3 separate regions of the Homo sapiens genome follow, and regions 1 and 2 are each linked to region 3. A link is a loop called in an ENCODE intact Hi-C map of the cell type or tissue named here. Cell type or tissue: PC-3. All regions are shown on one strand.

Evidence for each region. Peaks named below come from ENCODE experiments on the same cell type or tissue, not always from the same donor. Only the 100,000 strongest peaks of a DNase experiment are listed, where the experiment ranks them.
Region 1: it touches region 3 in a loop (10-fold over the local background); 71 of 110 quality-filtered maps call a loop at or near these places.
Region 2: a loop joins it to region 3, with 10 times the contacts of the local background. A loop is called at or near these places in 10 of 110 quality-filtered maps.

What each region holds. Positions count from the first base shown.
Region 1 is chr1:233,438,911-233,446,910 of GRCh38, forward strand. No RefSeq gene overlaps it. Among named protein-coding and RNA genes, the nearest start is that of MAP3K21, 120 kb to the left of the region's middle. In PC-3, a CTCF peak has its summit at 2,124; DNase peaks (open chromatin) are centred at 2,151, 3,701 and 4,351; H3K27ac peaks cover 2,402 bases.
Region 2 is chr1:234,062,183-234,070,182 of GRCh38, forward strand. All of the region lies in intron 2 of SLC35F3 (solute carrier family 35 member F3), which reads left to right. Among named protein-coding and RNA genes, the nearest start is that of SLC35F3, 160 kb to the left of the region's middle. In PC-3, CTCF peaks have their summits at 3,844 (motif pointing left), 4,051 and 7,832 (motif pointing left); DNase peaks (open chromatin) are centred at 259, 3,809 and 5,599; H3K27ac peaks cover 5,942 bases.
Region 3 is chr1:233,787,012-233,795,011 of GRCh38, forward strand. No RefSeq gene overlaps it. Among named protein-coding and RNA genes, the nearest start is that of SLC35F3, 110 kb to the right of the region's middle. In PC-3, a CTCF peak has its summit at 4,270 (motif pointing left); DNase peaks (open chromatin) are centred at 1,910 and 4,280; H3K27ac peaks cover 843 bases.

The DNA.
Region 1 (8,000 bases), 350 kb before region 3:
GTTTCTGTGTGTAGATGGCTCAACCTGTTGCTGAACACACAGCAGGTGATTTAAGGACAATTACTGATGTCATGCGTTCCTCTTATCTTTTCCTCCACAAAACTCTAGTCTCTATCACAAGCAGAATGGACCTCAAGCTCCTTAATTTGACCTTCTAGACTGGCCTCTTCTGACCTTACCTTTGTTTCTTTAATGTCCTTGGAGAGCGTCATGTGTAAAAGCCTCATCTTCCAGGAGTCCTTCTCTACCAGATAAGGGATGAGAAGGTATCATTTCCTCTCAGAATCTCAGCACCTCTGGATCTGCACGTTCTCCAGTGCCCTCATGGGTGGGAAACATGGCTATATATATATATTTTGAGACAAGGTCTCACTCTGTTGCCCAGGCTGGAGTGCAGTGATGCAATCATGGCTCACTGCAGCCTTAACATCCTGAGATCAAGTGATCCTCTCACCTCAGCCTCTCGAGTAGCTGGTTCTACAGGAATGTGCCACCACACCTGGCTAATTAAAAAATTTTTTTTTGTAGAGATGGGGTCTCACTATATTGCCCAGGCTGGTCTCAAACTCCTAAGCTCAAGTGATGCTCCCACCTCAGCCTCCCAAAGTGTTAGGATTACAGGCGTGAGCCACCATGCCGGGCCAGGGCTGTATTTTAAGTACAGTCTCATTTTACTACAGTTAACTTTTCTTTTTAAAAATATGTATATTCCATCTATTACCTGCCATGCCTAAGTAGAAGCTACACATCTCAGGAAGCAGCTCACAGGCCCATGAACATTGAAGAGCTCTGTCCTTGCCTTCTGAGCACAGCTGCCAGAAAGGGGAGGGAAAAGAGAAGAAATTCAGTGTCCTATTTTTTGGGATTCTGAAGAAAAATTCCTGGGAAACCCACTTAATGCTGAATATTCTTGGAAAGGGCATCAATGAGTCATATTCACAACATCTGAAGAAAAACTGTTCCGTGAATCCAAAGAATGTACAAGTTGGTCAGAAGGCAAAAGAAAATAAGCATCTAATTTTCACAGATGCTTCATCGGGATGTGTTCCCAGGGGAAATTCCTGGGATTGGACCTGGGCACAATGGGCCATACGTGGTTTGTTTTATTTTTGTGTGTGCTTTTTGTTTGTTTCTTGGGACAGAATCTTGTTCTGTTGCCCATGCTGGAGTGCAGTGGTGCAGTCATAGCTCATTGTAAACTTAAATTCCCGGGCTTAAGCGATTCTCCAGCCTCAGCCTCCGGAGTAACTAGGACTACAGGCATGAGCCACCACACCTGACCAGTTTTTTAAAATTTTTTATAGAGATAGGGTCTCACTATGTTGCCCAGGCTGATCTCCAAGTCCTGGCCTCAAGCGATCCTCCTGCCTCGGCCTCCCAAAGCACTGGGATTACACGTGTGAGCCACTGCACCTGGCCTGTTTTATGTACGTTTTTACTTCCCGACTTTCCACTTCTGTCTCAGAGAACCTGAAAACCAACATTGGCTTAATATCTTTGTTCCCACAAGAAAGAAGCTAATAAATGAGTCTCGGTTGTTTAGGGATTTAAAGCTAAGTCAAGCTTTAAATGGTAGTGGTCTTGCTGGGCACGGTGGCTCATGCCTGTAATCCTAGCACTTTGGGAGGCTGAGGCAGGTGGATTATTTGAGATCAGGAGTTCAAGACCAGCCTGGCCAGCATGGTGAAACCCCATCTCTACTAAAAATACAAAAATTAGCCGGGCAGTAGTGGTGTGCACCTGTAATCCCAGCTACTAGGGAGGCTGAGGCAGGAGAATTGCTTGAGCCTGGGAGGCAGAGGTTGCAGTGAACTGAGATTGCGCCACTGCACTTCAGTCAGGGCGACAGAGTGAGACCCTGTCTCAAAAAAAAAAAAAAAAAGGGTAGTGGTCCTAACAGTAACCCCTACACCCTTTTCCATACGCACACAGGTTGCTTGATGTCTGATCTCAGGGATAAAGACTGTGGACAAAGGCAACTCTAACCCTCTAACTCTTCTCTCTCTCCTTCTCTTTCCTTGAAAAGCAGCTAAACCTTTCTCACTGCTCTGATAACTCACATAACTCCGATAACAGAGAAATTGGGTTTTTCCGAAACCAAGACTTTTAGATGTGGTCTATAGATGTCGCTGTTGGACTCATCTTAGCGGGTTTCTCTGCTTAAATGCAAGGTTTCCTGTGCTTCCTTGAAACAAGAGTTGTGGAAGGAATGGCGCCTTTGGCCTCAAGGCTAAGAGCTCTGCTGAATGCTTGCTTCGGAAAGGCTTTTCTCGGGAGGCTGACGTGAGCTTGTGATGAAGGCAAGAATTAGGTTTCTTTCAGTCCATGCTTCCTTAATTTAAAACAAGCTTGGCCCCTGCTGAACTTTCTGGTCTCTCACCCTCTGGGGCTAGAGGAATTACTGTGCAGTTCTCTTAATATGGAAGACCCTCTCTTGCCTCTAGGCCTTCGCCCCTGCTGTTCTCTCTGTGGGGCACCCCTCCTTCCTTTCCCCTGGATGACTCTTGATTGTCTTTTAGTACAAGTGCTCAAAGTATGGTGCACACACCAGCTGCTGGCCAGGACCCTTTGTTACTGGTTTACGACAAGATGAGCTTGTGTCAGAACCTAAGTGAACTAAATCTCTAAGCAGACCATTTATTTCAGTTCGTTCTCTTTTTTAGTGAGATTCTCTTGAAGAAGGAAGCAGTGTACTGATTTACGTTTTGACACAAGCTCTTGTCACAGCCTGGCACTTTCAGTGAGTCTGCCTTAGTACAGGGCTGAAACACTCTCCTCTGGGAAACCTTGCCCAGTCCTCCCTCGACCCTTCCACCTTGACTATGTTTGTACCCTCATCAAAACACCTGGCACACGGTTTTGGTAACTGTCTGTTTTCCCAAGGAGTTTAGAAGCATCTTTACATCATGGGTCAATTAGCTGCTGAATGGGCGGATGAATACATTTTCAATATCTTAAATTCAGATAATTTATTTAGTATAGGGTGAGAATTGTTCATGTTTTATGCAGTTTTGAATATTGTACTGTCTTCCTAATGTGGTAAAACTGGAGTCAGGTTTCTGAGATAGAATAGAGGTAGTTCTTTAAATTCATAACCCTTTCCACAAATACCATACAGAAGCTGGAAGGTTAAATCACGTTCACTTGAAAAGGAGACACCTACTTATTACCACCATTTTAAGTTGTAAATATGGTTGAACGTGGTGTCCAGGATGCTGGCTGTCTTATCCTAGTTCTTGGCTCTCTCCCATCTGTCTGCCTAGCTCAGCCAATTCTTCCCTCAGGGCTGTGAAAGGAGGTTAAGCGGGAGCAGAGGTTTTATCCTCCCTTAATGTTTCCAGAACATTCCTGGTTTCTTACTAAAGCCTGGATTTCCTTAAAAAAATCTGGAGTTTTGGGGGATGTACCAGGGACTTGCCAGAAGCTATCATTTCAAGAATGTGTTTGCTTTTCCCATTTTTTCCTTCCCTTGCTGGTGATAAGCCCCCCCGCTTCTCTAAGACAGTAGGTCACCCCGAGCCCCAGGTTTCAGAATGGTAACACACTCACTACCCGTTCTGTCAAAGCAGTATCTCCCCACCAAAACCAAAGTGGGTGAAAGAACATGAAAACTCCCCAAGAGAAAAACATCCATGGCTATAAAGAGGTCCTGATTCATCACATTCCTTAACCTCTGTCTCTTCACACAAATCTACGTGCTCATTTCTTCCTCCATGCTGTGTATATTCATCCAAATACTGTGTACGTGTCCATGTGCATGTGCCAGAATGCTTTAGATAAATACTACAGGTGCAGCCACAAAAATTGTTTTAATATTAACTCTCACTATCCCTGACCCTGGTTCACTACTAAGCATTTTTTTTTTTTTTTTTTCTTTTTTTTGAGGCAGGGTCTCACTCTGTCGCCCAGGCTGGAGCACAGTGGCGTGATCTTGGCTCACTGCAAGCTCCACCTCCCAGGTTCATGCCATTCTCCCGCCTCGGCCTCCCAAGTAGCTGGGACTACAGGTGCCCACCACCACGCCAGGCTAATTTTTTGTATTTTTAGTAGAGACAGGGTTTCACTGTGTTAGCCAGGATGGTCTCGATCTCCTGACCTTGTGATCCACCCGCCTTGGACTCCCAAAGTGCTGGGATTACAGGTGTGAGCCACCGCACCTGGCCACTACTAAGCATTTTAAGGCTAAAATAATCAGAAGAAAACTTGAGATGGTTGCTCTAGCATGTTAAGTGCTTCCTGGGTGGTGTTTCACTCTGCATTACATGACTAATTCAATAAATTTAATTTTCTATTCCAAGTTCCTCAGAGGAAACTCGCTTTCCTTCAGAATCAGCCTTCCAGCCAGGAGGATCCTGGATTAAAGTCAAAAATATGACTCAGTTGTTGGCAGCCTTTGAACTATTGCCAGAGGAGACTTTCATTAGCAACAATTATACAAATCTGACATTTACAAAGGGATTCAAAAATGCATAAAGTAGTTCCATTTCTATGACTTCACCTGATCCTTCAAAAGAGCATACATTTTCATCATTTTAAGAATGAAGAATTTGAGGCTCAGAGATTTCAGGTATTTAGCCCCAAATCTCACAGACAGTAAGTGGCTAGTCAGGACTTAATGGCACACATGCTGACTCTGGTTCTGGTGTCTTCCTCCCATGCCTTTGGCCTAGTGAAAGGCCATGAGAGGCAGCCTCCAGAAAGCCTCTGGGAGCCAATGAGGAGCAAATACCATGCTCATGACAGATGACCTCAACCTGTCCTTTCTTCCCCAGTCAGCCAGGGTGGATTGAAAGAAACTAGCTCCCCTAGGCTGCAAGGGCAGTGTCTGATAAATGTCACTACCATGGGCCTGGTGGGCCTTGACATGCACCTGCTTCTCCGGAGCCTAAGCAGCTCTCCGGGGATAGGCCAGAGCACCTGCACCAGCTAAGGCCAAGTCCAAAGCAGCTCTGTCTCTACAGCCTTCCTTTTCTTCCAATGACTAGGATAACAAAATGTGACAAACAATTACTTCCAATTGTCACTTGTCTTTAGTGTACAAGATGAGTTTAAGGATTTGGAGATGAGACTGGGAGCAGCGGAGACTTAATCACACTTTTTTTTTCTTTTTCGTTTTTTTTTTTTGTTTTTTGAGATGGGGCCTCACTCTGTTACCCAGGCTGGAGTGTAGTGGTGCCATCTTGGCTCAGTGCAGCCGCAATGCCCTGGGCTCAGGTGATTCTCCCACCTCAGCCTCCTGAGTAGCTGGGACTACAGTCACGTGCCACCATGCCTGGCTCATTTGTTGCATTTTTAGTGGAGACAGGGTTTTGCTATGTTACCCAGGTTAGTCTTGAACGCCTGGACTCAAGTAATCTGCCAGCCTCAGCCTCCCAGAGTACTGGGATTACAGGCATGAGCCACTACATCTGGCCTTAATCACACATTTGAAAAGTTCTGTGGCTACTATTAAAAACTCAAACAACAACAGATGCTGGTGAGGTTGCAGAGAAAAGGGAACACTTATACACTGATGGTGGAAATATACATTAATTCAGCCACTGTGGAAAGCAGTGTGGAGATTTCTCAAAGAATTCAGAACTGCAATTCAACTTGGTAATGCCATTACTGGATATATATTCAAAGGAAAATAAATTGCTCTCCCAAAAAGACACAACCACTCATATGTTTATTGCAGCACTATTTACAATAGCAAAGACATGGAACCAATCAGAAGCCCATCAGTGGTGGACTGGATAAAGAAAATGTGGTGCATATACACCATGGAATACTATGCAGCCATAAAAAGGAATAAAATCATGTCCTCTGTAGTAACATAGATCCAACTGGAAGCCATTATCCTAAGCAAATTAATGCAGGAATCGAAAACCAAATGTACTGCATGTTCTCACTTATAACTGGGAGCTAAACGTTGAATAGACATGGAAATAAAGACGGCAAAAATATCACTGGGGACTGCTTGAGAGAAGAGGGTGGGAGGCCTGCAAGCAATGAAAAACTACTGGGTACTATGCTCACTACCTGGGGGATGGGATCATTCATACACTAAGCCTCAGTGACACACAATTTACCCATGTAACAAATCTGCATATGTACCCCTGGAACCTAAATTATAAGTAGAAGAAGAAAAAAATTTCTATACTTTCACTTAGAAACGATATGTCTTTGTTATAATTTCCTGTGGAGCTCAGGATTAGCAGCTGAAATTTTCTTAGAATTAAATATACAGATTATGAGTTCTCCATTAACCTTGTCAGTTGGAGGTAATTTCACTGGAGCTATAACACAGCTGAAAAATATTACATCTTTCAACATGGAAAAAAAAAGTCTGGAAAAGTCTACTGAAAATTTCATTTGATTTCACAGAATTTGCTTGTGAAGGTTTCGGTGAAAAGGAAACATAATTACAATTAACATCTGAAAATCGCTTATCATTGTGCTTGCCCAAACTACACGGATTTCTGTCTGAAGCTCTGGAAACCGAATGTTTTTTAAATAATGCGTTTGCTGAAAATGGATAAGGATAAAAGCTTTTGTTTCCCGTTGTGTTTTGATTGATTAGATTCCCAACTGTTGGAAGATTTCAAAATTAGTTTTAGACAGTAGCTGGACCAGCCCATTTCCCTCCCTCTAGGGCAACAGAGGCAAGAGCAGAACTCTCTGCTGTCAGTCCTTTGGCCTCAGGGAGAGTTCAAATACACAGTCTGCAGGAAATAGGGGTCAAAATCAAAATCAAAAACAGGTGGAAATGGAAAATAATTTAATTCTAAGAAGATTTCAGCTACTAATATTGAACTTGGTAGAAAATTAGAACAAAGGGATAGTTTGTAAATGAAAGTGTTAGATTAGGTAGTTAGGCAGACATTTGCAAGACAGGAGAGGGCCTCCCCAGGAATGTCAGGCAACCATCAAGAGATGGTCAGCTGGTTGTTAAACTGTCTGTCTGAAATGATAATTGGTCACAGCCAGCTCCAGAGGAAGACGGTCTCCCAATAGATAGAAAACACCTCAAGATGGTGACCAACAACTTTTTGATAATATCTCAAGAGTTGGGTAATCAGGCCCATCCATGCACGCTAAGAGGCAAAATGGTGGATGTATGACCTTCCTCTGAGGGCATTCCACCAGTAAAGGAAAATCGCCCCTAGAAAGCATACATACAACCTCAGTAAATGCAGTACGCATGCAGTCACCATCCCGAGTGCTGACTGACACTGCGCATGTGGCAGTTGAGTGACAACACACCTGAAGGGAAGAATGACAGGAGTAGAAAAGAAAACCATGAAACCATGCCAATGTACCAAACCCCAAGCCAAGGGCTGAATGGGGCCCTTGGATCTCAAGTTGCCTGCTTGACCCTCTTCCAAATGTACTTTGCTTCCTTTCACTCCTGCTCTAAAACTTTTTAATAAACTCTCACTCCTGCTCCAAAACTTGCCTTGGTGTCTCCCTCTGTCTTAAACCTACTTTTGCCACTTAGCCGAATTCCCTCCTCTGAGGAGGCAAGGATCAAGTTTGCTGCAGGCTCACATGGATTTGCCACTGGTCACAAAAGTACAGCAAGTATAGAAAAATGAGAGACTAAAAGGAAAAATAAGAGGTCCAAACCACAAAGTCAGCAGTCACTGAGGGCAGGAGATTTCCTGCTTCAGCCAGAAGGGTCTGTTTTATGTGTGAGTCTCTCATCTTTATCATTCTGCCACGTGAAGTCACCACTGTAGGAAGGGACAGATGATGGTAATGAAATGGGAAAGATTCCACTGTCCCCCTCATAGGGCCTGCGATGGGGGAGTGGCTTAGTTCTTCAGTGCCCCACTGCACAAACTTCTAGGGGGGCATACAGATGGGCAGGCTGTGGGGCTCCGACCCCACAGCAGTGTCTAGGGGTGAATGCTTACAGCTTCTGAGGCCCCAATGGGCGTGTGTTGCAGGGTGCTTTTTCAGTTTGCCATCTATAGGGAGCTTATGTTAATCAGCTCAATTAGACCTTGTACCTTGTT
Region 2 (8,000 bases), 280 kb after region 3:
AGTGAGGTTTATTTTCCTCTTGTTCTTTCTCGTTATAGCTCCATTGCCTGAAGTTTCTGATGTTATTCTTTGGTGGTAAGGCCTTGGGTATACCCTGAGTCACCCTAGGATGACAGTGGTGTTGGCAAAGCTATCTTTGACTTTTTCTTTCCCTGGTCACACCTAGTTATTAAACTCCACTACGCACAAACTGGTTATGTCCTGGGGGCATAAATTGTTCTACAGACTATTCAATCTATTGTGGCTCTTTTGAATAGTTTTCAGGTCAATGTTTGAGATTCATGTGGAACCCCGGAGGGCTCCTCCCAGCTGTCTCCTTCCTTGGACCTCTCTGACAAACTAGTAAGCCTAAAGTTGTCTTTTACCACAATATCAGCTGGTTTTGATTGTGCCCTTAGGCCTGAACTTTTCCTGGCTCTGTTGCAAATGAAGTCAATTTCTTTAGGAAATAATTAAGAGATTTCTGTTTTCTGTTCTTTTCTTTCATCCATGAGCAAAATCTTTTTTTTTTTTTTGAGACGGAGCCTTGCTCTGTCGCCCAGGCTGGAGTACAGTGGCGCAATCTCCTTTCCCTGCAAGCTCTGCCCCCTGGGTTCATGCCATTCTCCTGCCTCAGTCTCCCTGAGTAGCTGGGACTACAGGTGCCCACCACGCCTGGCTAATTTTTTTTTTTTTTTTTTGTATTTTTAGTAGAGACGTGGTTTCACCGTGTTCACCGGGATGGTCTCGAACTCCTGACCTTGTGATCCGCCCGCCTCGGCCTCCCAAAGTGCTGGGATTACAGGTGTGAGCCACCATGCCCGGCCTAGCAAAATCTCTTAATCAAGGTTCTGTGTGTGGAGAAAATGACATGCTTCTCTCTGAGTTTAACCCCCACTTCAGGATCTGAGCAAGAGCAAGCACCATCAGGGTCCTAGGATTCCTATTAGTGTCCTGCCCAAAGTAGAGCCTCCGTCCTGTTCCCGGACCAAATTGAGGGTTGGGCTGCTCTTTCTCATGGCCCAGTGAGGAGTTACAGATGAACTGGGGAGGAAGAGAGCTTTTATTTCTGCAACCAGTTACAGAAGGCCTGGAAATTATCACCAGACCAACTCAAAATTACAAAAATTTCCAGAGCTTATATACCTTCTAAGCTATATGTCTATGTGTAAGTGTGAATGCATCTAAAGACATAAGTGATTAACTTCTTTTAATCTATAACTAAGGTCTGAGTCCTGAAGACCTTCCTCTGGAGCCTCAGTAAATTTACTTAATCTAAATGGGTACAGGTGCTGGGGTGATTACCCCTATCTTGTCTCCTGCTAAACTACAGAGGTTTGGGGAGTTCCTTCAGACCTCCAATAAGCTTGTTTATGGAGGCCTGGGGAGTTTCTTCAGATCCCCCCAATAAAACTTGTTTAATCCTAAATGGGTCCTGTTAACAATTCCTTTGTTATTTTGTCATGTTTTAAGGCCTAGGAAAGACCTAGGCAAAACTCTTGGTGGGCTTTTGTCATATTTCAGCCTTGGTATAAGGGCACTGGCTTTTGTTTAGCTTTTAATATTTAACTTAACCACTCAGTCAATACTGAAACAGTTGTTATGGAGGCCTGAATTACTGAGACCCAGCCTGCCACAATCCCAGCATGGAGGACTAGGCAGAAAAAGGGAGCATCCACTTTTTGGCATTCACCTAGAACTTGGCCTCATCAACAGGTAGCTAGGAACGATCTGAGACCTGCCAATGGCCGCTTCTTCTGTGAAGATAGTCCTACATGTGGGATCTGAGGGTCCAGATAGTCCTGTATTGTTAACTGCACCTGGAATGAAATCTCCATCTCACTGAACTGTTTGTTTTTATAATTTCACCATTTTCACTGGGAAGCATGTCTGTGGAGCCCCTCCTGGTGTCATGCTGGAAGTAGATATCTAAACATTTGGATTTTTTGGTGGGGGGGACTGTTTCCTTTGTCTGTTTTATACTTTTGCTTTCATAGCCCTAGATCCCCTCCATTGCCTTGTGATCCTTGATCACATCTGAGAAAGGACTGTGTGTTTCCCTTGAATTTATTTTTCTGTTTTCCAGCTATGTGTCTTGCGTGTGATCCTTTTGACTGGGAAATGGGCTGCTAGGCTTTTGATCTCCAAATGTTAGAATAAGAAGGACTTTATTCTATGGTTAATTTAATATTTAAGAGACCAAAATATATCTTATTATAATTTTCATTTATTTATCAGGGTTATAGAAAATTCCTCTAAAACCTTTTACCATTCTTTTTAGGATTCAGTGGAGTCACCAGAATTCCACTCCAACTCTGTAAGCAAGATGTTTTCCTAGATGTTTTCCTCCAGCAGGTTTCGGCTGTCACATAACACAACTGGAGATGCTACCCCCAGGGTCCTGTGGCTCACCCTGACACAATCACATGCAATCTCTTTCTTTATAGTTGTTGTGCTGTGGCTAATTGTGCTCATTTTATGTAATTAATTCCGCAGGATTTTAATGTGTGCTATTAAATCAAGTTAAAACATGATAATTGTTTGATTTAACTGCCTTAGAACACTGCGTTCAAATAGATCCCAGGGTAGACCAGAGGTAGTTCAGGCATCATAGTACCTAGGGCCATAAATTGTTACTAAAGTTTCTTATCCTCTAACAGCAACCCAGGAAAGTAAGGAACTCTAGTGCATTTACACCTGTCTGTATAGGAAGCAGATATTGAAAGCCGGCCAGAATAGGATATTCTGAAGGGTCATGATCAAAGTACTGAAGACTATTTTCTTTTATAAGAGGTAAAAAGAAGACAGCGAAAAATAGTGCCAGTTGCCTTAAGTAACCTGGTTATAACAAAACATGGAGCATGACTATGATAAGAGAAAGAACAGTTGGTGTGCATCTGGGAAGTTTTTACTGTATGCTTACAGTGCTCATGGTTCTAAGTGTGGAAAGGGAGACTGTGAAAAGTGATGTGAGATCTACTGATCAAACACTTTTTTTTTTTTTGAGACAAAGTCTCGCTCTGTCTCCAGACTGGAGTGCAGTAGCACAATCTCGGCTTACTGCAACTTCGGCCTCCTGGGTTCAAGGGATTCTCCTGCCTCAGCCTCCTGAGTAGCTGGGACTACAGACGCGTGCCACCACGCCCGGCTAATTTTTTGTATTTTTTAGTAGAAACGCGGTTTCACCGTGTTAGCCAGGCTGTTCTGGACTTCCTGATCTCGTGACTCGCCCACCTCAGCCTCCCAAAGTGCTGGTATTACAGGCGTGAGCCACCGCGCCAGGCCCAAACTCTTATTTTTTAAAATAAATTGGCTTCTGGTTTGACATTTTTGTTTTCAGGTCTAGGGAGATTTAGGACTTAAGAATACAAGATTTACTTTTATACATATATCCTTTTACTATTGTTGTGTTTAAAATAAAATTTCTATATCACAATATATGAGTCTGCCACGAGCGCTATGAGAAAAATAGATCATGTCCCACTTTGGTGGGCATGTGATGTTAGTAAAGACTTAAAAACAGTATGTATGACCTTTTGAAAATAAAACATTTCTTGGTTGACTACACCTTAACCACAGTAATTTCTTGAAACTATATGAGCACAACATTTATTTACAAAATTAACTATTTTTCTAGAACGAGTTTAGATGAGTGTACTTCCATTTAAGAAAATAAAATGAATTACAATTAGGATTAAAACAATAAACTAATACAGTAAAAACTTGCCATACATGAGGTCCAGAAATTTCAGTTGCGTTAAACACGGGGTGACGTTGTCGTGAGGTCAGTGAATGACTTGAGGGCCCTTCGCTGGTCCGGAGGCAAGAGCCAAATCGGTTCCATCCCGGTTGCATCTTGGCGCCACCTGGTGGCACGATTCTGCTCTGGTATCCGTATCAATGGGAATGGTTTGGGGTCCAGTAGCTCGCTGGAGAAAAAATAATTATCATTATTATATTAGGAATTCCAAGGAATTCCAGTTTCCACAGTTCTTTTTGTGAAGACTGATGAAGAGAAGCACTGAGTTACTAGGACCGTGGTTTTTTTCTTTGGCTGCCCGTTGCTCAAGCCTTTTGTCAGCACAGCAGCTGAAGTCAGGTGAGGTCCCTCCTCTGCTATAGCGATTCCCATCTTACTCCCAGGAGAAATCTCCAAGGCCCTCAGATCTTCTCTTCCCCCACATCCTCCCCACCTCTCTGGCCTCATCTAGTACCACTTTCTCCTTGCTCATTCTGCCCCAACTACGCTGGCCTCATTGCTGTTTCTGGATCCCACCAGGGTGGTTAGCTGGAACTCCAGGCTGCAGCGGTGAGTCCAGGTTTCCTCATGGTTTTTAAGCAATCCATGGAGGTAGGAATGGGAGGACGCCAGGAAGGCCATGTGCTTCTTACCTATGGAAATAGGGTTGCCTTCCATTATGCTCCTGGTCTCTTCCTCTTCACTTCCCACTACCTTCTCCTTCCCAAAGATAAAAAGGGTTGCCCCTGCCCTACTTCTCAAATAGAAGTTGGACGAGGGCAAAGAATAGAAGCCAACCTCTCTCTCTGTCTCTCTCTCTCTTTCCCTCCCTCCCTTTCTCTCTCTTTCTCTCCCTCTCTCTCTCTTTCCTTCCCTCTCTCTCTCTCTTTCTCTCCCTTTGTCTCTCTCTGTCTCTGTCCCTCTCTCTCCCACACACACACACACACACACACACACACACACACACACACACACAATTATATTAAAATCTCTGTTATTGCAAGCTGTTTTTGTACCCACTTTCTGCAGTTCATTAGGGAATACATAATTCCATGACTTCATTTGCGTATGAATAAAGCTAGTCACTTAAAGGATCAAACATTTTTACAAATAACTCTTATAATAAATAACTTTCTTAAATGTGTACTGTTCTACTCTGCTTTCTTAGTTCTGATTTGTCAAAGTTTATCACCACAATCATCATTTGTTATATCCCATTTTAATAAGGACATAAGTATATTGCAGAGGCAATTGTGATTTTTTTTTCTACCTACACACTGCAAATGACAACTGATTTGAGGCTTTTTGAGATCTCAACTTAGGGGTTTATATTTGCCTCAATTATTTTCCTATTTCTGAAGATTTCAACGGCTATTGTCGCTACCTTTAGCATACTCGCCTCTAGTAACCAATGTCTATTGACAATTCTAACTTACTATATTAGGATAATATCCCATGGGCTAAAAAGCCAAATAAAAATTTTATTAGAAAATATCAAACACCGGTCCGTGGTCTCTGAGCAAGGGTGTGGTGGATCATTTGCAGCATGACCTCCGCATATCCTCTCCTTATGTCCGCATCCGTGAGTGGTCTTCTTGACTCTGACTCTGGGCTTGATCAGCTGACTTGCTTAGCCTAAGAAGCAACTTTTGAGCCCTGAAATCTGGGGGCCTTACAGCTTCTTTTCTCAGAACCCTGAGACTACCTGGCGAAGAAGCTTGGGTTGTCCTCCTGGAGGATAAGAAATCACGTGGCAAAGAGAGTCCCAGCCAATAGCCAGCACCACCACACATGTGAGTGAGGACATTTGATACCACCTAGCCCGAGCTGAGCCTCCAGATGACTGCAGCTGCATGCATGACCCCTGGCAAAACCAGCAGAACTGCTTGACTGAGTCCAGTCCTGATTGTTCATTCACAGAGTGAGGAGCAAATGAAGGGGTCATGGGTCATGGTGGTGGTGATTTGTTACACAGGAAAGGGTAATTCATGCACAAGGCCTCTGCCATTTACCTTCAAATAAAGTAGCTGGGTTTGGTGAAGACCTCTGAAATATCTGTTTGGCCTCCAGAGGTGGGCTTTACTTATTCCAAAATTCTGGGCTTGGTTTCAGGTAACCGAGAGCCTTCCAACTAAATGCCATTTACTCACATTATGAAAACCTCATGGCTCTCCTAGAGATGTTTAAGCAATTTAAGGATAATGAACCACTTATGAGATTGGAAGGGAGACAGATAAGCTTAAAAGTGTTAGGAGCCTCTGCCAACCGAAACTCCATCAGAAATGAAAATGAAGTGTCTCTAAATGTGTTAAGAAAGTGACTGTAAACGTGGGATTCAATGCGAAAAATTCCACGCACCTCAAACTTTCAGAAATAGTGAATGCACTCTGTCCCTGCCTTTTGGTTTATGGCTTCCTCTTGAAACTCCTGTATTAAGAAAACTTCAACAACTGCTGTCAGCCAGATGCAGTCAAGGGTGCTGTGAAAGGTGCAAAGGTAAGTTAGCCCTGACTCTCATCTGATTCACAGTCTGTAACAGAAGACTCACATGCTAACAGCTACAAGAAGCAGCTCAGCCTCCCAAGTAGCTGGGACTACAGGCGCGTGCCACCATGCCTTAGCTATGAGAGAAGCCATCATAGAACCCATAATTGCTGTCCCTGAAACAGAAGTAGGCACAAATAGGAACTATAATAGAAGTAGGAACAAAGTACAGTAGGAGCAGGAATAGCCAGTAATCTGGGAGTCAGAGAGGTGTGTGTGTGAGCAAGCATGTGTGTGTGCATGTGTGCATGCAGTAAGAGGCAAGAGTGCAGACCACGTAGGCCTTGCAGACCGCTGTAAATGCTTGGCTTTTGTTCCTTGTGAGACAGGAATAAAGAAATGTCCAAGCAGAGGAGTGACAGGATAAGATTTGAGACATTATATATATATATATATATATATATATATATATGGCATATTTATATATATTTTACATATTTTTTATATTTATATATTATATATATTTTTATATGTAATATATTATATATAAAATTATATAATTTTACTACATATAATATATAAAATTATATAATTTTACTACATATAATATATAAAATTATATAATTTTACTATATATAATATATAAAATTATATAATTTTATATATAATATATATTATAATATATATTATATGCAATATATATTATATATTATATTATAATATATTGTATATTTTTGTATATAAAATATATAATATATAATATATTTATAGACAATAATATATAATATAATATATAAAATTTTATATATAAATACATATTTATATATTATATTATATATAATTTTATATAAAAATATATAATATATATATAAAATACATTTTTTTTTTTTTGAGAGGGAGTCTTGCTCTGTCACCCAGGCTGGAGTGCAGTGGTGCAATCTCAGCTCATTGCAACCTCCACCTCCCAGGTTCAAGTGATTCTCCTGGCTCAGCCTCCTAAGTAGCTGGGACTACAGGCATGTGCCACCACACCTGGCTAACTTTATATTTTCAGTAGAGACGGAGTTTCACCGTGTTAGCCAGGATGGTCTTGATCTTCTGATCTCATGATCCACCCGCCTCAGCCTCCCAAAGTACTGGGATTACCGGCATGAGCCACCGCACCCGGCTGAGATTTATATTTTGAAAGCATCTCTCTGTCTGCAGTGCTAAGAGCCAAAAGGTGGAGAACAAGTTGCCAGAACTTACGAGTCTTCTTAGGCCTCACTCACAGGCTCATGGGAGCCCAGCCTCCCCCAGGGTCCTCAGAACAGGGGTCCCAAAGTCCCTGAGGTAGTCCTCTCTTGGCTACCACCCCGGCACTCTTAACACAGTCTTGCATTTGCCTGCCATTTCTGTTGCTCTTCCTGTAGCTCAGACATTCTCCCCTTGTCCCTGATGGGCACCATGCTCAGTTGTGTCTTGATTTCATTGCCACCAGTCTCGTACTGCCCAGACTGTGCTACATTCTGGCTGCCAGCTTCTGTGTGCCTGGAGGATACCCTTCATTCTTACTTGAGCTGGCCTTGGTTATACAGGAATGGAGACAGCACCACCTTGTGCTCTAATCTCATACAGAGCTTTCAAACCCAAATCTTCTTCCAACCACCTCCTCCACCAGGAAGTTGGTTTAAATGGCTGGAAAGAACGTGCAGAGCCAAAGAAGCCTGAGCAGCACATACTCTGCGGGATTCAAGGCCATCCTTTCTGCCCATTCTAAACTGACCTTGCTCCTTAGAGCCCTGTACAAACACAGCAT
Region 3 (8,000 bases):
TCTTTGATATGGAATAGAAATCACACTTTATTCTTTCAAAGTTTTTAGCTAAGTCTCCCCGCTCTTCTTCCCTATTCCCTTATGTACACACACACACACACACACACACACACACACACACATTTTAGTTCAGCCCTTTTTTCTTTTCATTTGTCTCCTTTCCCCTTCAACACCTTCATCCTACCACATCCACGTATGTGTGAACCCCATTCTTCCCACCCAGATCACCTATGTTGACAACAGAGTTTGAATCCTTCAATACTTTAGTGTAATGAGAACACTTGGACATAGGGTGGGGAACACCACACACCAAGGCCTGTTGTGGGGTAGGGGGAGCGGGGAGGGATAGCATTAGAAGACATACCTAATGTAAGTGACGAGTTAATGGGTGCAGCACACCAACATGGCGCATGTATACATATGTAACAAACCTGCACGTTGTACACATGTACCCTAGAACTTAAAAGCATAATAAAAAAATTTTTAGTGTAAATATTTTATATATTCCAAATTTTCCTTCAAAAATTTAAAACCAATTCACTATCTTACCAATAATGTATTAAGATGACCATTTCAGGCCAGGCACAGTGGCTAATGCCTGTAATCCCAGCACTTTGGGATGCTGAGGCAGGAGGATGGCTTGAGCCTAGGAGTTTGAGACTAGCCTGGGCAACATAGTGAGACTCCATTTCTACAAAAAATAAAAATAAAAACTTAGCTGAACATACTGGCACGTGCCTGCAGTCCCAGCTACTTGGGAGGCTGAGGTGGGAGAACCACATGAGCCCAGGAGGTTGAGGCTGCAGTGAACCGTGATCATGCAACTGCACTCCAGCCTGGGCAACAGAGCAAGACCCTCTCACACACACACACAAAAGATGACCATTTCACTGGGTATTATATTTCAATTGGAGCTTCTTTTATTACTAGTGAGCTAGTCAGTTCAAACATTTTTTAGGTCATTCGTTACTTATATAACTCTTTTTGTTTTTTAAACAAATGTTCTATTCTTGCTTTGTTGCCTGCTTTCTTTTTTGTATTGGGAGACATTTATTTTTCTTATTAATTTACAAAAGTATCAAATAGGGTGCAAATGTTGTTTCTCAGTTTTTTTTGCATACATTTAAAGTTTGACTACTTTTTTTTTGAGATGGAGTTTTGCTCTTGTTGCCCATGCTGGAGTGCAATGGCACGATCTCAGCTAATTGCAACCTCTGCCTCCTGGGTTGAGGCGATTCTCCTGCCTCAGCCTCCCTAGTAGCTGGGATTGTAGGCACCTGCCACCATGCCCAGATAATTTTTGTATTTTTAGTAGAGATGGGGTTTCACCATGTTGGCCAGGCTGGTCTCGAACTCCTGACCTTACGTGATCTGTTCACCTCAGCCTCCCAAAGTGCTGGGATTACAGGTGTGAGCCACTGTGCCCAGTGACTACTTTTTTAACATAGAAAATTTACTTAACTTTTCATTAACTTTATTGATCTTTATGTTCATGCTTCCTTTATTGTAAGATTACACAAATGTGTATATTTATGCTTTCTTATAGTTTCATTATTTAATGGTTAAATATTGGCCCATCTAGAAATTCAATTTTTTAAACTGTATGAGGTAGGGGTATAGTTTTATATTATACAAATGTATATACTTTCCCTAAGAGTTAAGCAGTTGCCCTGGGTTCAAATATTGATTAGTTTTCTTTTCCCAACTCTTCTCTTTCAACTTTGAAGATTTATTTCATTATGTTATCTTTGAATTGGCTATTAGTACTCATAATTGAGTAATTTAAGTCATATGTAATATTATACTTCCCCATACAAGATTCAAGTTCTAGAGAATGATTTAGACTAAGATGTGGAGGTCTTCTTTGTTTAGACAGAATGACTCATATAACTTTTCTCCAATTAAATACCAATAAAGCCAGAGTCTGTCAAACCAGTGGTTGATTCATTTCAATTTTTGAAAGTTACTCCAAGAAATAGCTTATGAAAGACTGTAGGAATGCCTCTTTATTACACACTTCTGCTAAGTTGTTGTCCTTTTTTGACACATCTTTAAGTATCTAGCAATAATACATTAAATCCATGCGATTTTTGTGCGTGTTTCTTAAATCCTCTGCACCTCAGTTTCTTCATTTGTAAAACTGGGATAATAAGAAATAAGAATACTGGCTGGGTACATGGCTCATGCCTATGATCCCAGCACTTTGGGAGGCTGAGGCAGGAGGATTGCTTGAGCACAGGAGTTCCAGAACAGCCTGGGCAACACAGCAAGACCCTGTGTCAACAAAAATTACAAAAATTAGCTGGGTGTGGTGGTGTGTGCCTGTGATCTCTGCTGCTCAGGAGGCTGAGGTGGGAGGATCACTTGAGCCTGGGAGGTTGAGGTTGCAGTGAGCCGTGATGGGATTGTGCCACTGCACTGCAGCCTGGGAAACACAGAGAGACCCTGTCTCAAAAAAAGGAAGGAAGGAAGGAAGGAGAAAGAAAACTGACCTTCTCTGTTTGTGAGTCTAACACTCACAAACACATATTTGTTTGTGAAACATAGAAAAGTAAATTTTCTATGTTAAAAAAGTAGTCACTGGGCACAGTGGCTCACACCTGTAATCCCAGCACTTTGGGAGGCTGAGGTGAACAGATCACGTAAGGTCAGGAGTTCGAGACCAGCCTGGCCAACATGGTGAAACCCCATCTCTACTAAAAATACAAAAATTATCTGGGCATGGTGGCAGGTGCCTACAATCCCAGCTACTAGGGAGGCTGAGGCAGGAGAATCGCCTCAACCCAGGAGGCAGAGGTTGCAATTAGCCGAGATCGTGCCATTGCACTCCAGCATGGGCAACAAGAGCAAAACTCCATCTCAATTTTGTGAGGTTTGTGAGGCTTTAATATGCATAAAGCCTCCAGTACTGAGTCTGTGGTTTGCTATTACTATTATGAATGCTATCCAATGTCAAACTTACCTAGAAGTTCATTCTGCTACTGAAGACCTCTGTAATCTTTTGCTCAACTCTCTGTCCCCATTATCCTAAGTTACCTGTGATTTCCTCAAGGTACTTTTTCCCTCACATCTCAGCACTATGGATACACTGCTCCCTTTGCCGAGAATTCCCCACCCCACCTCTTCCGACCACCCCCATCTCCCCTGATCCCCACCTTGCAGTCAGCCTTCAGGACTCAGCTCAGGCCTTAGCTTCCCCCAAGAGTCACAGTGCCTCCTACCCCAGCAAAAGTTATGTATCTCTCTTTCATGATTCCTCAGCAGTCTGTACTTTCTTCTATCAGGACATTCATTCATTTGTTCACTCATTCATTCATTTAACAAACACTTACTGAGTGGCTCCCACATACCAGACACTGAATTATCTGTCTGCCTGCCCCTGAAGAGCGTCTTATCCAACTGGCATATAGTCTGCACTTTGTAAGTGATGGCTAAACGAAAAAATGCCTTCCCAAAGAGGTACTGCCCCTAAAATGGACTTTCTGGGCTCCTTTTTTAAACCATCAAGATCCTTTTAGGGAATTCTAACATACTCTGCAGTCTAATTTGAGTATAAAAAAAGAGGGATCCTCCTTAGTAGAAAATAGACGAGAAAGTGATAACATAACCTGGACATTCTATTTTCTTCCTGGGAGAAAAAAATTACTTATCAATTTCACCAAATTAGTGTAGATGGTATTTCCTAGGAACCTATTGTTTAAAAACAAACAAACAAAAGGCTTCCCTGCTGCTGCTCTCACTGGAAAACTCTTTCCGGTTGTTAGACTTCAGGAGATGTTTCCTGGTTGCTGATCTGACAAGAGACATCAGAAAGAACCGCATCAATCAGAGAGTTTGTGTCCTGCTCTACACACACACATACATTCACACCTCCCTTTCTCTACTACGCTTCTCTCCAAAGGTGCTTGCTGGATTCCACATCAGAATCCATACCCCCACCCCCACCCCAGGAAAGGGTAATTGGACACATTGCCCTTCTTGAGGCCTGTGTGTCTCTGGATGCTCTGCCCTAAAACTCCTTAACCGGATGATACAGCCCTGTATCATCTTGCTGTCAGCTCTTGATGTGCCCTGGAATTTCCAGGAATGAAGGGCACTCCGATGGAGAGTGATGTCCTTCGAGTCCTGTGACCTAGTTCTTTTCCAGTTCACTCAGTATTTTTGCAGAACAGGTGCCAAGATGGATGCATGCTATGTCCTCCCCAGTCAAATTGTGAGCATCTTCGAAGATGCCAAGTGCTGAGAACAGGGTATGTTAGCTAACTTGTGCTCCCTCTAGTGGCACTGCAGGAGCATAACACAGATGTTCAGATAATGCCATAGGGGATGACAGCTATTCCGCATCCTAGTGAGTAAGGATGGACATGCTTTAAATGGCCAGTTATTTAAGATTTCAGAGTCAATGGTAGGAAAACCATACCATGTCATTTAACAGTAAAAACAGTCAAATTTGGAGTTCAACTTTCTTGGATTTTTTTTAAAATTATTTCACTTTTTAAAAATAGAGGTCACAATTTGAACATAATATAAATGGGAATGCAAAATTCTAATTTATGCCCTTGGGTCTGAGTTGGTCATTGATCCAGAATAGAGGATAATATAACATGCTTATGTCACGTGCTTTTGAACTAAGTGCAACAAGGCAGAAGTAAGTGGTAATTTTCAGCATTCAAACAAAGTGAATGCACATCACGTGTGAATGGAGATGTTGAAATGTGTGTTCTGTCCAACCTGGCACTAAAGTTCTGCATAAGGCTTTTGATGTTTTGTGTCTCTCCCTCCACATACCAGATGCTGCAGAATCCACATTGCCTCCAAGGCAGCCCAGCCATGTGTCCTTGATGCTTCACGAACAATCATAAATTAGCAAAGCCAGCAGTGGCTCCCGTGACATAAGGTGGCACACTTTATGGGCTCTGCCCTCCTCGCTTCAGTGTTATTTATTCAGCTCCATATACTGTGCACCGCTTGCTCCTTTTATTACTCAGCAGAGATTTGTAAATACATAAACTCTTCCCCAAGCCATTTTCTGAAACAGATGACTGGCCGAGTGGCATGTCCTTTGTCAGAGTTTGCGCAGTGCTCACACTGCCTTGACAACAGCCACATTTCCTTATGTTCTAAGTCCTTCCTTAAATGTCTTGTGCAGGGGTCAGTCTTTTAAGATACTTTCTAAGGACTCGAGTCATGTAATTGGTCAAATGCATTGGGATATGTGACCAGATAACCAAAATGCATTTCTTAAAATCAAGCAAAACAAACAAACAAAAACAAACAAACAAAAACACTCCAACCAATAATAACAACAACAAAAGCAGTTTTTAGAAATTGGACGTAAGGGCCAGGCGCAGTGGCTCAAACCTGTAATCCCAGCACTTTGGGAGGCCAAGGCGGGTGGATCACAAGGTTAGGAGATCGAAACCATCTGGCCAACATGGTGAAACCCCGTCTCTACAAAAATATAAAAATTAGCTAGGCATGGTGGCGCTTGCCTGTAATCCCAGCTACTCAAGAGGCTGAGGCAGGAGAATCACTTTTACCTGGGAGGCAGAGATTGCAGTGAGCCCAGATCGTGCCACAGCACTCCAGCCTGGTGACAGAGCGAGACTCTGTCTCAAAAAAAAAAAAAAAAAAAAAAAAAAAAGAAAGAAAAAAAGAAAAGAAAAAAGAAACTGGACATAAGACAGAGTGCCAGGGAGGGACAGTTCAGTGCAGATAAAAGGACACTGGCAGTCTGGATGAGAGGCCCTGTCTTCGTAAGTCCTGAAATGCTCAGAGCAGAACCCCTTTCCCCACCTGGTGACTCCAGAGCTCCCACACTCAGCCCTTCTCTAACGCAGGAAGTAAAATTAGGTCCGAACAGAAGACAGTGAGAGTTGCTTTATCTAACTATTCATCTTGTTCTCAGCCAGCTTCTCCTGCCCTCCAACATTCACCTCCAATGTTGTTTCTGTTTTTTCTGTAAACTTTGTTGGGGACATCGGGGACTGAGAGAGCCCAGGCACAGTCTAGGGAGTCCTAAGTCTATGGAAATGTTATAAAATTTGTTAAAAGCTTTTATTTACAAAGAGTCAGTGACCTCAGTAATTTCACAAAATATTTTGACAAAAAAAAAAAATAAAAACCCAAACTGGTGTCATTTTGTACAAGAGAAAGTTTTAGACTCACTTGGTTATGTTCTAAGACTTTCTAGGATCAGTGGTGTCAGTGCTCTCATATTCAAACCCATACATGAAGGTACTGAAGGAACATATCTCAAAATAATAAAAGCCACCTATGACAAACCCACAGCCAACATCATAGTGAACGGGCAAAAGCTGGAAGAATTCCCCTTGAAAATTGGCACAAAAAATATGTCCTCACTCACCACTCCTATTCAACATAGTATTGGAAGTCCTGGTCAGGGCAATCAGGCAAGAGAAAGAACTAAAGACATCTAAGTGGAAAGAGAGGGAGTCAAACTATTCCTGTTTGCAGATGACATGATCCTATATCTAGAAAACCCCATAGTCTCAGCCCAAGAGCTTCTTAAGCTGATGAACAACTTCAGCAAAGTCTCAGGATACTAAACCAATGTGCAGAAATCACTAACATTCCCATACACCAACAATAGTCAAGCCGAGAGCCAGATAAGTAATGCAATCCCATTCACAATTGCCACAAAAAGAACAAATAACTAGAAATACAGCTAACCAGGGAGGTAAAAGATTTCTAGGAGAACTACAAAACACTGCTCAAAGAAACCAGAGATGACACAAACAAATGGAAATACATTTCATGCTCACAGATAGGAAGAATCAATATCTTAGAAATAGCCATACAGCCCAAAGCAATTAATAAATTCAATGCTATTCTTATAAAACTATCATTGAGATTCTTCACAGAAGTAGAAAAAACTATTTTAAAATTCATATGGAACCAAAAAAAAAGACCCCAAATAGCCAAGGCAATACTAAGGAAAAAGAACAAAGCTAGAGGCATCACCTTAGTGAACTTCAAACTATATTACAGGGCTACAGTAAATAAAACAGCATGTACTGGTAGAAGAACAGATACATTGACCAATGGAATAGAATAGGGAATCCATAAATGAGGCCACACACCTACAACTATTTGATCTGACAAAAACAAGCAATGGGGAAAGGATTCCCTATTCAATAAATGGTGCTGGGATAGCTGGCTAGCCACATGTAGAAGATTGAAACTGCACCCCTTCCTCACACCATATACAAAAATTAACTCAAGATGAAATATAGACTTAAATGTAAAACCAAAATTTAAAAACCCTGTAAGACAATCTAGGCAATACCATCCAGGGCATAGGAATGGGCAAAGATTTCATGACGAAGATGCCAAAAGCAATTGCAACAAAAGCAAAATTTGACAAATGGGATCTAATTAAACTGAAGAGCCTCTGCACAGCAAATGAAACTATCAGCAGATTAAAAAGACAACCTACAGAATGGGAGGAAATTTTTGCAAACTATGCATCTGACAAAGGTCTAATATCCAGCATCTAGAAGGAACTTAAACAAATTTACAAGAAAAAAAAACAACCTCATTAAAAAGTGGGCAAAGGATATGAACGAACACTTTTCAAAAGAAGACATACATGTGGCCAACAAGCATATGAAGAAAAGTTCAACATCACTGATCATTAGAGAAATGCAAATCAAAATCACAATGAGATACCATCTCACACCAGTCAGAATGGCAATTATTAAAAAGTAAATAAAACAACAGATGCTGGTGAGGTTGCAGAGAAAAAGGAATGCTTATTTACTGTTGTTTGGAGTGTAAATTAGTTCAACCATTGTGGAAGACAGTGTGGCAATTCCTCAAAGGCCTAAAGACAGAAATACCATTTGGCCCAGCAATCCCATTACTGGGTATATACCCAAAGAAATATAAATCATTCTGTCGTAAAAACACATGCGTGCATATGTTCATTGCAGCACTATTCACAATAGCAAAGACAGAATCAATATAAATGCCCATCA